Linked DNA regions of Homo sapiens: region 2 is linked to region 1. Evidence: chromatin contacts called from ENCODE Hi-C data. All regions are on one chromosome and are shown on one strand. Each heading gives the region's core, a stretch centred on a gene start or an enhancer-like site at or near the end of the contact. The rest is flanking DNA. Distances are from core to core; before and after follow the strand shown.

What was found. Hi-C counts contacts between places; a loop is a spot of excess contacts on that map. Pooled maps may share reads with other maps.
Region 2: a map of ascending aorta shows a loop between it and region 1 (5-fold over the local background). The contact joins two enhancer-like sites. A Hi-C loop is called at or near these places in 3 of 168 maps with a recorded cell type or tissue (PC-9, aorta and ascending aorta) and 6 of 50 pooled maps.

What each region holds. Positions count from the first base shown.
Region 1 is chr1:115,135,256-115,141,086 of GRCh38, forward strand. No RefSeq gene overlaps it. Among named protein-coding and RNA genes, the nearest start is that of LINC01765, 39 kb to the left of the region's middle. Within about 2 kb of position 3,841, at least 2 of the 41 ENCODE cell types and tissues checked have a DNase peak (open chromatin) inside an H3K27ac peak, as active enhancers do; they include ascending aorta, where a contact is called at or near this core.
Region 2 is chr1:115,422,770-115,428,945 of GRCh38, forward strand. No RefSeq gene overlaps it. Among named protein-coding and RNA genes, the nearest start is that of NGF, 88 kb to the left of the region's middle. Within about 2 kb of position 3,627, at least 11 of the 41 ENCODE cell types and tissues checked have a DNase peak (open chromatin) inside an H3K27ac peak, as active enhancers do; they include ascending aorta, where a contact is called at or near this core.

The DNA.
Region 1 (5,831 bases), core at 2,591-5,090:
CAGAGGATATTGGCCTGAAGGGCTGTAACTCTGTGCTGTCCCCAAAGGCCGTTTCTGGGCAGTGTTTATCTTTTGTCTGCCTGAGACTCTCTGTGTGGCTCACTCTTCATCGTGATTCTTTGCATGCCTGTAACATGTGTCATCTACACGTATTCTTTTGGCACCCATCACCTACAGTTTTGGTTACTTCCCTTAGAGGCTTGTGTTTGTGTCTGGGGGTGTGTTACTTTCTTTGCTTCCCCAGACCCTGGATCCATATTCAGGAGTCCCTGCTCTGACACTTTGTGCTATGTGAACTTCGACAAGCCACGAACGTCCCCACACTTCTATTTCCTCACCTGTAAAATGGGAATGATGACATCTGATGATAAGCAACCATGGCCAACTTATCTAACAGAAATGAAGGTCCAATGCCAATATTGGAGAATGCTTTGTAAATTCCGAATTGTAGTGTTCAGTGAGAAATTGATAACATTTTCTTCTTGTAAGGACTGTACTTCATAGATTTTTAATGGCTGTCTCACATCGCAACCCCAAGATAACACACTGCTGAGCAAATAGGAGGAGCTCAATAAATAATTGTAGAATGTGATCATCGTTGTTCTCATCTTTACAAATTCCTTATTAATGCCGTTTTGTTGCTGCCAGATAACTCATTGTCTTCCCATGCTGACATTATATAAGTCTGGGACACACATGAACATGGGAAGACATCAGAAAGTTACATAACTGACCAGTAGAGAATAAACATCAGTTACACATAAAGGTTAAGTGCATTTTAGAGGTTAGAAAAAGTGATGAGTGAATAATTGCGATAGGAAAGTGGTTTGTGGGAACAGCTATAAGATATAGATTGAGGTAGGTGGGATTGGGGAAGCTGCTTTTATCTAATTAAGAAGACCTTCAAGAGGAAGTGGATTTTCAGGAGCAGGTAGACGAGAGGGCAGAATGGGCTTGGTGAAGAGGTGGCCAGAGAACATTCCAGACACATGAGTATCCTCCGAAGGCTGTGGGGCAAGATACCTTCAGGGTGGTTTGCCCCTCTTGACAGTTGGAATGGCTAGAGGGGTGTGTGTGTATGTGTGTATAGACATAGGGAAGCGGAGGGCAAGGGACAGATAAGAAGGGTGGGAAAGAGGTAAGGGAGACCTGCTGGGGGTGATGAAGACAATGTAAGACTGATAACCTTCAGGTGTGAGATGTTTTGGAGGAGCCCTGTTGAGATTTCTTTACACTGTATCCAATAAAGTTGTCCTCAGCTTCTTTGTTTGGATTCGGCACTTGGAAATGGGGCTAGTTTAAAATCAGAGGGAGGGATAAAGCTAAGAATGTGGGCAGGGTAAAGAAACCAGGTCCCCAAATCCATATAACAACTTACAGACCTTATGCCATTTTAGTTAAACTTGGCCTAGCACCTTTGGGTTTGAAGGTTTATCATTAAATAGCTTTTATTTACTTGCTTCTCATTGTGTAAAACTGTTAAAACCCCCAGGTTCCTATTTGTTCTAGGCCCCAGAAGTGAATAATTGATCATTAGGCATTGTAACATTGGTCTGGGGCTTCTGAATGTGCACATCCACTCAAAGTGAGACAGAGGATGGGCCTTCCCCCTGTCCAAGCCAAACAGCTCAGTGTCACATCCTGGCTTCACCTATTTCCATGGATCCTGCAACCCAGACATGATCTCATCAGGGCCACTCCCTAGAAGGAAGTGGGGAAGCACAGGACTATTCTGTCTCATTTTCCAAATAGAGAAACTGAGGCACTGAGCAATGAGAGAAGCTTAGTAAGGATGAGATAATGAGCTAGCTGCAGGGCTGAGAACAAACTGGGCTTTGGCTCAGAGTGGCTACCATTCAGTACAATGTGTGTGTGTGTGTGTGTGTGTGTGTGTGTCTGTGTGTGTGCCTGCGAGCACACCTGTACATTCCCTCTCATCCTAAATCTTCCAAAGGGACATCCTGAAGATGACACAGTTTAAAAAGGGACCCCATTTTGCAAGACAGAATGTGTGACAATGAGCTAGTTATAGAACCTCTGTAAGTCCAGTGTCCTCACCTGTAAATAGGGAATAATGGTATCCATCTTTACAGTATTGTTGTAATGAGTCATTAAGGTTAGTAAGGAATCTAAATATCAGGATCCAATTTCTGATCCCCAGCAAACATATGAGCCACCGGATCACAGTGCCCACTTGGTGGAGTTTATGTACTGACCTGACACCATTCTTGGTTACCTGGTTCAGTGGTGGAAGCCATGACCTGGTCAGCCTAGAGACCAGCTAATCTAATGTGCATCTGTATTCTATTAAATTTACTTTCCTAAGTATGTTATTTCAGTGGGGGAGGAAGCTTTGAGTGCCTACTATGTGCTGGGCAATTTTCTAGGTGCTCTATGTAAATGATCCTATTGAATCCTTCTCATAGTCTTGTGACAGGTATTACCAAAGCAAGGATTTGCATCCCCTAAGAAATAGTTACCTGAGTGTCCTGAACACAGAGCGGTAGAGTGAAACAAAACTGACATTTTAAGAATCCAAATTGAAGAGATCACAAAGCTGAATGCCGGCAAGACCAAACTCCCTCTCTCATGCCCACTGACTCTTCAACTCATTACAAGACATTGTCTTGGTAGCCATTTCATGAAGTTGGTCACACCCTTCTTCTTGCAGCTCCCTCTTTTCTGGCTTCAGCTCTTTTCTTGTTCTCTTTCCACCTCAATCTCCGTAGTCTCCACGGGGCTGCTGTTTCTCTGACTGCCTCTTAAGCATTAGCTTTCCCTTAGGGTTTGTCCTCAGCTCTTTTCTCTCTTCATGTTGAGTGCTTACCTTGAGAGAGCTTTTCCCTTCCAATGCCATAGGTCACTGCCAACTCCCAGATCAGTTCCCAGTGCTTCAGACTAAACAGTCAATTACCAGTTACCTCCCAGAATTTCCTCTTGGTGTCCCTGGCAGGCACATCCAATTCTGCATGTTCAGAATTGAACTCACCATCTCTCTTCTTAACCTGCTCCTTCTCCTTTACTCCTGGCTTGACGAATGACATCACCATCAAGCTAGCCTCCCAAGCTGGAGCTGAGAGTTAGTCGAGTCCCCTCTCCACTAACAGTGGAGACCCCTCTATTTCCTTTATCCTCCACACCCAATCTGCACCAAGTCCTGCTGACCTTCTTTCCTTCGCATCTGTTCCCCTTTGCGGTTCCCTCATCTTGATCCTAATTTTGGCCCTCGTTTTTAAACTTGGCATCTGTTTTGCTTCCCTGCAGTTCAGCTGCTGCTCCCTTTACCAGAGTGATCCTTTTATAAATCTGCAAAATTGATTGATGCCTCTGTGGCTTCCTGTCATCTTTATAATGAAGGCCAAGCTCTCCATGATCTCCCCCTATCCGCCCCTCTCCAGCTTCCTTTCTGGCCATGACCCCCACCTTCTCTTTCTCCAGGTGGGGACAGAACATCTCCAATTTGTGCTAATGCCCATCCCCCACTTGTCTGTCCAGCAAACATCTCCTCAGCATGAGGGTCTGCTCTCTTGGGAAGACCTTCCTGGCCCATCCACCCCTTCTGCCTTTGCAAGCCTGCATCCTTGGCACCCACGCCTCCCCGACTCGTCCTACCCCCTCAGTCTGGCCATAAACTTCTTGGGAGTGGTGATCATGCCTACTCACATGTTCCCCTGGTGTTTATCATAGTGTTAGCACATAGTGGGAATTCAACCAATGCTTGTTGACCAAATGACTGAAGCAGGGTAACGGAAAATTCAAGTCCATGCTGATCTATTAATACCTGGACCTGAGGGGTGGTGAGCGCTCGTTCCCCCCGCTAGAGGGCACTCTGGTCGTGTGCTTCACTGGAGGCCGCGAGCAGTGTGGCTCCACTTGGGAGCCTTGTGAAACCAGTTACGCTCCCGTTGCTGGCAGCTTGAGCCAAGCAGCACAGACGCACTTACGGCTCAGGCCAGTCTCCTTACCAGGCGCCATCATTCTCTTCACATGGACCCTTTGTTTCTCTCATTGCCTTCCCCTCACCTCACCTCACCTCATGCTCCCCCTGGAGGTACACAACCTTCACCTATGGCACATTCAGAACTTTCCCTACTTCCTTTAGCGGTAGCCAATAATATCTGAAATAACTTCAGCTAAGACCCTAATTAATGCCCATTCCTGAGGGTGTCTTCCTCCTGTTGGGTTAGTTGCGACTTACCAATTGCTTTTAATGCCTTTGAGTGACATGGGACAGTGATGTGTCCTGGTGGTGGGGATATTTTTGATGGGAAGGATGGGGTTTCCCTAGAGCCCCTCAAGCCACCCCACACAGTGGCCTTCCTAGGAGTGCTCGGCCCCGCCTGTCGTGCCAAGGGCCCGCGTCCATCGGCGTTCCACTCACAACATGCCTACCTATGGGAGTGTGGTGGGCCCTCGGGAAGTTAGTGTCCAGTTTTGAACAGAGTTGTACTTTTTATTTTTATTTTTTAAGAAAATGTGGTAAAAGTAATGCATTATTCAGCTTCATTCATAAAGCTTCTTTTTCATGGAGTTCCACAGTCTTATGTGTTGTGAAACCACACTTGAATTATTGTGGATAATTACTATTATCCACAATAATTGTGCATCTCTTTTTAAATACTGTGGGAATTACTCAAGGGTGATATCAAAAGGAATGGCACATCGGAGTGCTGGGGCTCTGGGAGCTGTGCCATTGGAGGGTCAGTTGAAGAAATGGGGATGGTGTAGACTGGAGAAGAAAAGACGTTAGAGAAGTATGACAGCTTCCTGACATGCAGATGCTTCTATTTCCATCAACATGTTATAAAGAATTAAAAAAATAAGTGTTGTCAATATTCAAGAAGCTCCTGGGATCCCTTTTGTAGAGCAGAATCTGGGGAGTGGGGTAAGACAGGAAACAACAGAAAATTAAAAAGCAAGAGAGGCTGAGAGTATCCACCATCATTAGTTGTGCAGGATGGGGGTGGGGGCCTCGTGGAGAAAGGCTGCAGCCTGCTTGCGGGCTTGGTTGGGAATAGTCAGAAGAGGGAGAGTTTTGGGAGCCTCTACACCGAGTAGGAGATCCAAAGAGAAATATGAGGAAAAAGGATTGTAAGAGGATGATTGTTTTTTAGTAATTTTTGAGAACTCCCAGCATGTTTTGAATTGCATTTTCACCTACTCTAGGTTGTTAGACTCTTATTTGAATGAGATTTTATTGAGACAGGAATACATGGAATGCTGGGATTACCTCGGTTAAATGAGGAAGCATTTTTCTAATAACCAGTCAAGAGCAGGCCAGGCTTCCTCACCAGGATGAGTTGAGACCTACTGAGTTTGGATGAGCACCTGTAAGGAATGTAGGGGTGTTCTGCCCTGGGTGGAAGGCTGTGATGGCTTCTAGGATCCCTTTCAATTCTGAGGTTCTATGACTTCATGAAAACAAGACATTGCTGGACAAGTTTGAGTGGCCCACCTTCCTACCTGCCTATCCCACAGTCTGAAGTGGCATTTATGAAAAGCTGGGAACACAGAAGGAGACAATGGGTCTCCAGCCTACGGTGAACAGTTCTTTTCTGGCAGCTAATTTAGCTCTAGAAGTTTCCAGTTCCCACCAAAACATTGAGAGATCATCCTGTAGTTTGGGGCACACAATCAGAACAGTTAAATAAAAATGCAAGTGGTTAGTTTTACATCTGCTGGGGACATTCCATGGCCAGCTACATAGAAGTCTAGGCATTCTATGTCTCCAGCCCTAGGAGCTGGGGATACAAGTGTCACTGAGACATAGCTCTTATTCTTGAGGCATTCATCATCTGTGGAAGAGAGAGCCATGGAAACCAGTGATTACA
Region 2 (6,176 bases), core at 2,377-4,876, 290 kb after region 1:
AAGTATTTCCTCCTCTTCTGTTTTCTAGAAGCCATTTTGTAAAAGTGATTTGATCCCTTTTTAAACAGTTGGTAGAATTCTCTGGTAAAACCATCTGGGTCTGCAGATTCTTTTTTTGTAAAATTTCAAATTATGAGTTCGATTTCCTTAGTAGTTATATATTTAATGTTGAGTGAGTTCTGGTGGTTTGTGCTTTTTGAGGAATTGGTCCATTTCACCTCAGTCATGAGATTTACATCTGTAGAGATAGAATCGTTTGTGATACTCCTTTATCATCCTGTGTGCAAGGTCTATAGTGATGCCCCCTGTTTTTCCTAATATTAGAAGTCTGTGTCTTCTATTTTTCTTTGTCAGTCCTGCTAGAGGTTTGCCAATTTTATTCCTCTCTTCAAAGAACTAGGTCTTTGTTTTGTTGACTACCTCTATTGTTTTTCTGTTTTCAGTTTCATTAATATCTGTTATCTTTATTATTTCCTTCCTTCACTTCACCTTCTTTGGGTTGTTTTGCTTTTCTTTTTCCAGATTATTGATACGGGAACTTAAACTATTTAGCTGAGGCTTTTCCTCTTTTTAAATGTAGTAGGTGGAGATGAAAATGCCAGCTCCCTAGTTAGCCCTCTCAGGCGCCACCCCAACAGCAGGTGGGGGAAGCTGGGGCACCTCATTACATCCCAGAGAGGGTGGAAGCCTAGGCTCGCCACTTGATCTTTGCTGGTGTTTTTGGGGTTGAGAATCAGTTTTTCCTCTGCTATTTGACTGGAGCAGAGCAGTTTCTGTCTATAAGCTTTATTGTAGCTTTCTAGGTTGCTCTTTTCCCAGTACTTTGGCTAGAGAGAGCAGGCTTTTGTTGGGTTTTTTTATGTCTGCACCATTGGTGTTCCCCTGTTGCTGGCTTCTCCAGCACCCAGTCTGGGATATGTGAGGCAGAAAGCAAGCCTAGGCAACTCAACTCTGTGTCATTTTTTGGATCATGAGGTCCCTAGTCTGTCTCCCTTTTCTCTCACCCTTTTAGGGTCTTTTTTGTTGTTGTTTTACGCATAATATCCAGGGTTTTTAGTTGGACCAAGCAAGAGGAATGGAGGAAAATACATTTATTCTCTTCCCAGAATCAGAAGTCTGAGTCCAAAATTGTAATGTGACCAGCTTATTGAAGAGGTTGAATCAGAAAGCAAACTTTACATTCCTTTCATTGCTACCCATCAAATAGACCGTCAGATCCCCCTGCCCTGGATGATGTCATTAGCAGATCGTTGTGCTTTTCAGATCAGTTTCATGTGTGAACGTTCTTAATTTTCAGGGATTAAATCCAAACTAAACCAAAACTTCAACTTATCCACTTCAAACGATTATTTTTTCTTTCTGCCCCATCAGGCTTGATCTCAGTTTGGCAACCTGCATAGAGGAGGACTTCACTTTCCTTTCTGTTTTTTTCTGTCTCCCCTCTAGCTCTCTGTCTATCGCTTCTTTTCCCTCCATGGTTGGGATCAAAAGAGGGGAAAATTAAAGGAAAAGAGCAAAGTGTTTTGTTATGGGCTGGAGCTGCTGGAATTAGATGTGAGTGCACTCTGCCTGGAAGGTGCCCAGATGGTGCCTCTCGTTCTCAATTGCAGGTCCTTCTGAGTCCGTGCTCTGGTGGGGACCACAGATACTGCAATCTTTTTTCTGACATGGGCCATGCAGTCTCTGGCTGGCAAACTCTGTCTCCTGGCAAGCCACTGCCTGCACCAAGTGGTTTGTGCTGGGGTTAATTTGCCCCAGCTGGGCAGACATATAGGAAGGATCCTCTCAAGACAATTCAAGACCAATCATCTTCTGCAGTATCTGTGCTAGCCCCAGGAGAAAGCAACCTTGCTCAGTCACTGTTGAAAGAGTAGCTTGCCCAACTTCAGTGCCTTGTTCACTTTTGACTCTAGTAAACGGCACTAGTGGCCTTCTCTCTTTTAGAATTTTCTGGAGGCAATTCAGGCACTGGTGTATTTGCTCTACAAATTCCAAGGGACTCTTCCATCCTGCTCTGCTGTGGCCTTCCAGCAGCACCAGGGCAACAGAATCTCTGTATTGGCTTGAAGAAGGGGCAAGAAAGCACTTTCCCTGAAACCCCATGAGAAGGGAAAAGAAAACTCAGGACACTGTTAAGTCACTTCAAGGAAATCTTTACTCCTCAGCATCCTTGATCAAGCTCTAGCCTTCTTTTATGTATAGGCTAGAGGTGGGACAAGAACCATAGAACTATGGTAGAACCACCTCTTAGCAATATGGATGGCCTGGAAGTTTCTTTAGAAAGTGGAGTTGTCACCTTGGGCGCTCAGGTGTAACTCAGAAAACACAGGTAAAGTCCCATTTAAAATTCTGTCACAGTAAGAATGAAACATCACACTCCAAAACATGCCCGAGTCTATGGCATAGTGGTTTTGAGACACATGTCTGTCTCCCAAATCACATTTATCTTCATGTGTAGTTTGAGTTTTAGGTTGACCCACAGCCCACCCAGTGGCTAAGTCATGGCCTCATTGTAACACATCTTCATGTGCCCTGTGGAGAAGTGCATTTAGCATGGGCTAAATGCAACTGGACAGAGGAAGCAGGACATTAAAGGGAAAGCCATGAGACAGGACAACTGGAAAGTGACTGCACAATTCACAGAAAAGTGAATTGGTGAGAGCCTTCTTCAGCCACAGAAGTTGTGTAAGTCTGTGGGGCAAAAAGATAGAGCCTCACATAGCATTGGGTTCTACAGCCTAAAGCCTTTGTCCCATGCCTACAGCCGTCTTCCTAGGAGTGCCCATGACAAGCCCATGTTCCTGTGTGTATTGTTTCAGCCCTGCTAGTTTTCTTGCTACACATTTCACGGCATCATCCTCAAAATAAAGAATGAGGAATTTGCTTAACATTCCATGTTCTATCGTGGCTGTTCACCACGCCGGTTACTAGAGTCTCCATAAGTGATGCACAGGGATCACCAGGTTTTAACAAGTCTGAATAAATAAAACACATGCAGCCCTAAGATTATAGGGTGTTCACTTGTGTCTTAGGGTCTTGTAGTGTTGAAGGATCATTATTGTGAACACCAATTGCTCTTGGATTGGTAGCTGCAAGGAAGGTCAGCTAATAAATTGTCCAATTAAGAGAATAAACTTTTAAGGAAGCCGAGGACCCCGAGAAATGAGGTGGTTTGCCTAACATCAAGCACTGGGTGTGCAAACCTACAGCTGACGTGACAGCTTCTGGGTTCCCATTCCTTTGCTCTTCCCTCTAGCCAAGGAAAAATAACCACTAACACTGAGGAGACAGCCTCTGAGGTTTAGCTCATGACTGACATGTGGGTCAAGTGTGGGAAACTGAATAGACTCCAACACCATAGCCTGACATTGCTATTCACCCCCTCTACTAAGAACAAACTTCCATCTAGTACGTGACATCTGAAAGGAGGTATCTCACGTTGCCTGCTTGGGTGGCAATTCATTTGGGAATCTCTCGGGGAAAGCACAGAGCAGAGCTGATTTATGGCACCACCACAAGGTATCACCACAAGCATCAGGACCAAGTAGAGGAAGCACCATAGCCCAGCCCGGAGGCCAGCATTCCAGCCTGTGAACAAATCCTGTGGATTGGAATGCTGCTGCTAACCCAATGTGCAGGGACTGCTGGCCCATGTGGAAGCCTCTGACAACAGTTTCCTGTGAGAGACCTGGGCTCTGGGGAGGCCACTTCCTGCTGTGTCACGGTGATGTGACCACGAGGGTGGGAACTGAGCCCAGGAAAACTTCCTTCTGGACAAGGTCGACCCTGGCTTACGCTGAGTGCTTTTCCCTGAGATATCAGGGCTTCTGTCACCCTGTTCAGACCAGCCCCTCTGGCCACTGCCCTGCCAGGATCTATCTTATGGCACTCTTGGGACTCTAGGGCTAAGAACTGACCAGATTTAGAAATTTTGATGACTCAGGTACATGGGAATTTGAAGGTCTCTCAAGCTATCAACAAAGCAAACAAATAAAAAAAAAAACACAAAATTTCTCTTAGAAGACAAAAATGTCAATGGGATTTTTTAGGCAGTAAAATCATGTTGATTTTTCCTCTTTTTATTTTGCTGTATTTTCCAAGCTTTATATTACTTTTATGCTGGAAAAATAAACTTTATTAAGAAAAAAATGCTCACAATAACACCTAATTGATTCAATTTAATTATCCAAGGGACGCCAATAAATATTATCAGAAAAGCTTTATAACTTAGCCGGCCAGGAGGTTGACTACTGGGTGGGACCTTTTATTTCTCTGGGCCATGTTCCTCAGATATTGCCTGTTCACCAAGCCTTTAGTTGTTACCATGTCACAAAACCCCTACGTTTCCTAACAAAGAAATTTTTGCATAGCTTTCTCATCATCACACAAGATGGAAGACAGCCCACCCATGTGATCGTATAAGAAAATCACATGACTTGCATCTGTTCAGAAGGAGCAATGACATAAAGATAGTAGCTGTTTCTTGTGCTTGGCTTCAGTCGCTCTACATAGATCTTTAACCTTTACAACAAGGATTAAGGGGAGGTGATCTAAGGTAAGGGTAATCTACCTTAATTCTTATTGTAAGGATTAAGCTGCTGGGCTTGGATCTTGGCTTGATTATTTTTAAACTCTGCTATTCAGGTAGCTACTTAATTCCTTTAGTCTCAGTTTCATCATCTATAAAATGATGAAAATAGTACTACCTATCTAATACAGTTTTATGAGGATTAAATGAGGAACTCAGGTAAAACACATAGCATGGTACCTGGCTTAAAGTAAGAACTCCATCTCTGGTAATTATCATTATTTTTAAATATATAGTATGGCAGAGTGGGAGAGTAAAATTAAATGTATATAATATGGTCTCTGCCCTGGTGGAATTTATTTGAATTATAAATAGATAAGGCTCTGGCTAACAAGTGCCTACATCCCTAAGTTTTCAGACCAACCCACAGTTGAATGTTCTCTTCCTGCTTAGCTCCTGTGATTGGGATCTTTGAGGGGAGAGTGTTGGAGGACATCACTGGCCAGTCAGGTGGAGGACATCTGATGTCTACCCATGACTGCATACACTACAAATCATGAGGCCCACAAGGTGTGTCAGCTCAGATCGTGGGGTCATCCGTATTTACCCCTTAGAATGGCTTAAGTTATCAGGAAAAACCACAGTCTAATGGAGATGCCCTTTCAAGAAAATTCAAATCTCAAGGTAGATTCTGGTGGAGGAAAGTTCCAGTGAATGCCTTTATTGTTGCTTCTATTGTGGCTTTATGTAGTTAAACCCAGAAAAGTTAGAGTTTCCAAATATGAAGCCATAGGACAGAGGATAAGAAAGAGGAAAGAACAGAACAGCCCCTGGGGCATTTTCCACATTATTTCAGGATCCAGGTTGCTAGGTGTCCACATATGATATCTTCACCAGGAAAGGAAAGAAGTTGAACACACTACACACTCAAGACTTTTTTCAGCTATTTGTCAAAGTTAGTACCTTAAAGAATGAAAACAGAGGCAAAGATAGCGCTGCTGGAATTTTATATTCAGAATCCACCCAAAACAGAAATATCTGGGCAACCATGGTCTATAGAGTTATTCTTACATCTGAGTCATGAGGCTACTCAACCCAAGGGAGGTCTCTATAGGCCACTGAGATGTCTGAACTGCTCTTTTCACCAGCAATAAGGAGGAATGATTCTGCATTAGATGGGTCAGTGAACACTTCAAAGGGCTCTATCTCTGTATCTCTTCTCACTCTCTACATTCTTCCTAAGTGAAGTCATCCACTTCCTTGGATTTACCTATCACATATGATACGTTTTGAAAAATGTAGATACCACAGTCAAAGAAAAACTCTGTATAACCCACCAAAATGCCTCTCCTATCTCCAGACCCATTGGATCAGTGACAAATTCTTTCAGCTGCAAATAAGAAAAATAAAACTCAATTTACAGGTGTGTGACAGAGACTGCTAGTTGTTCACCAAAATTCATCCTTTCATAGAAGCTGGAATATGGTTTCCTGGTTACCATACATTTCCCAGCTTGCCTTGCAGTTAGATGTGGCCAGTTCTTCCAATGGAATGTGAATGGGAGTCATATGTTTGGCCCGTAAAACCTCCCAAAAGAGTAGCTCTATCCTCATCCCCCTCTGACTAACTGTGACTCTATGCCCAAGAT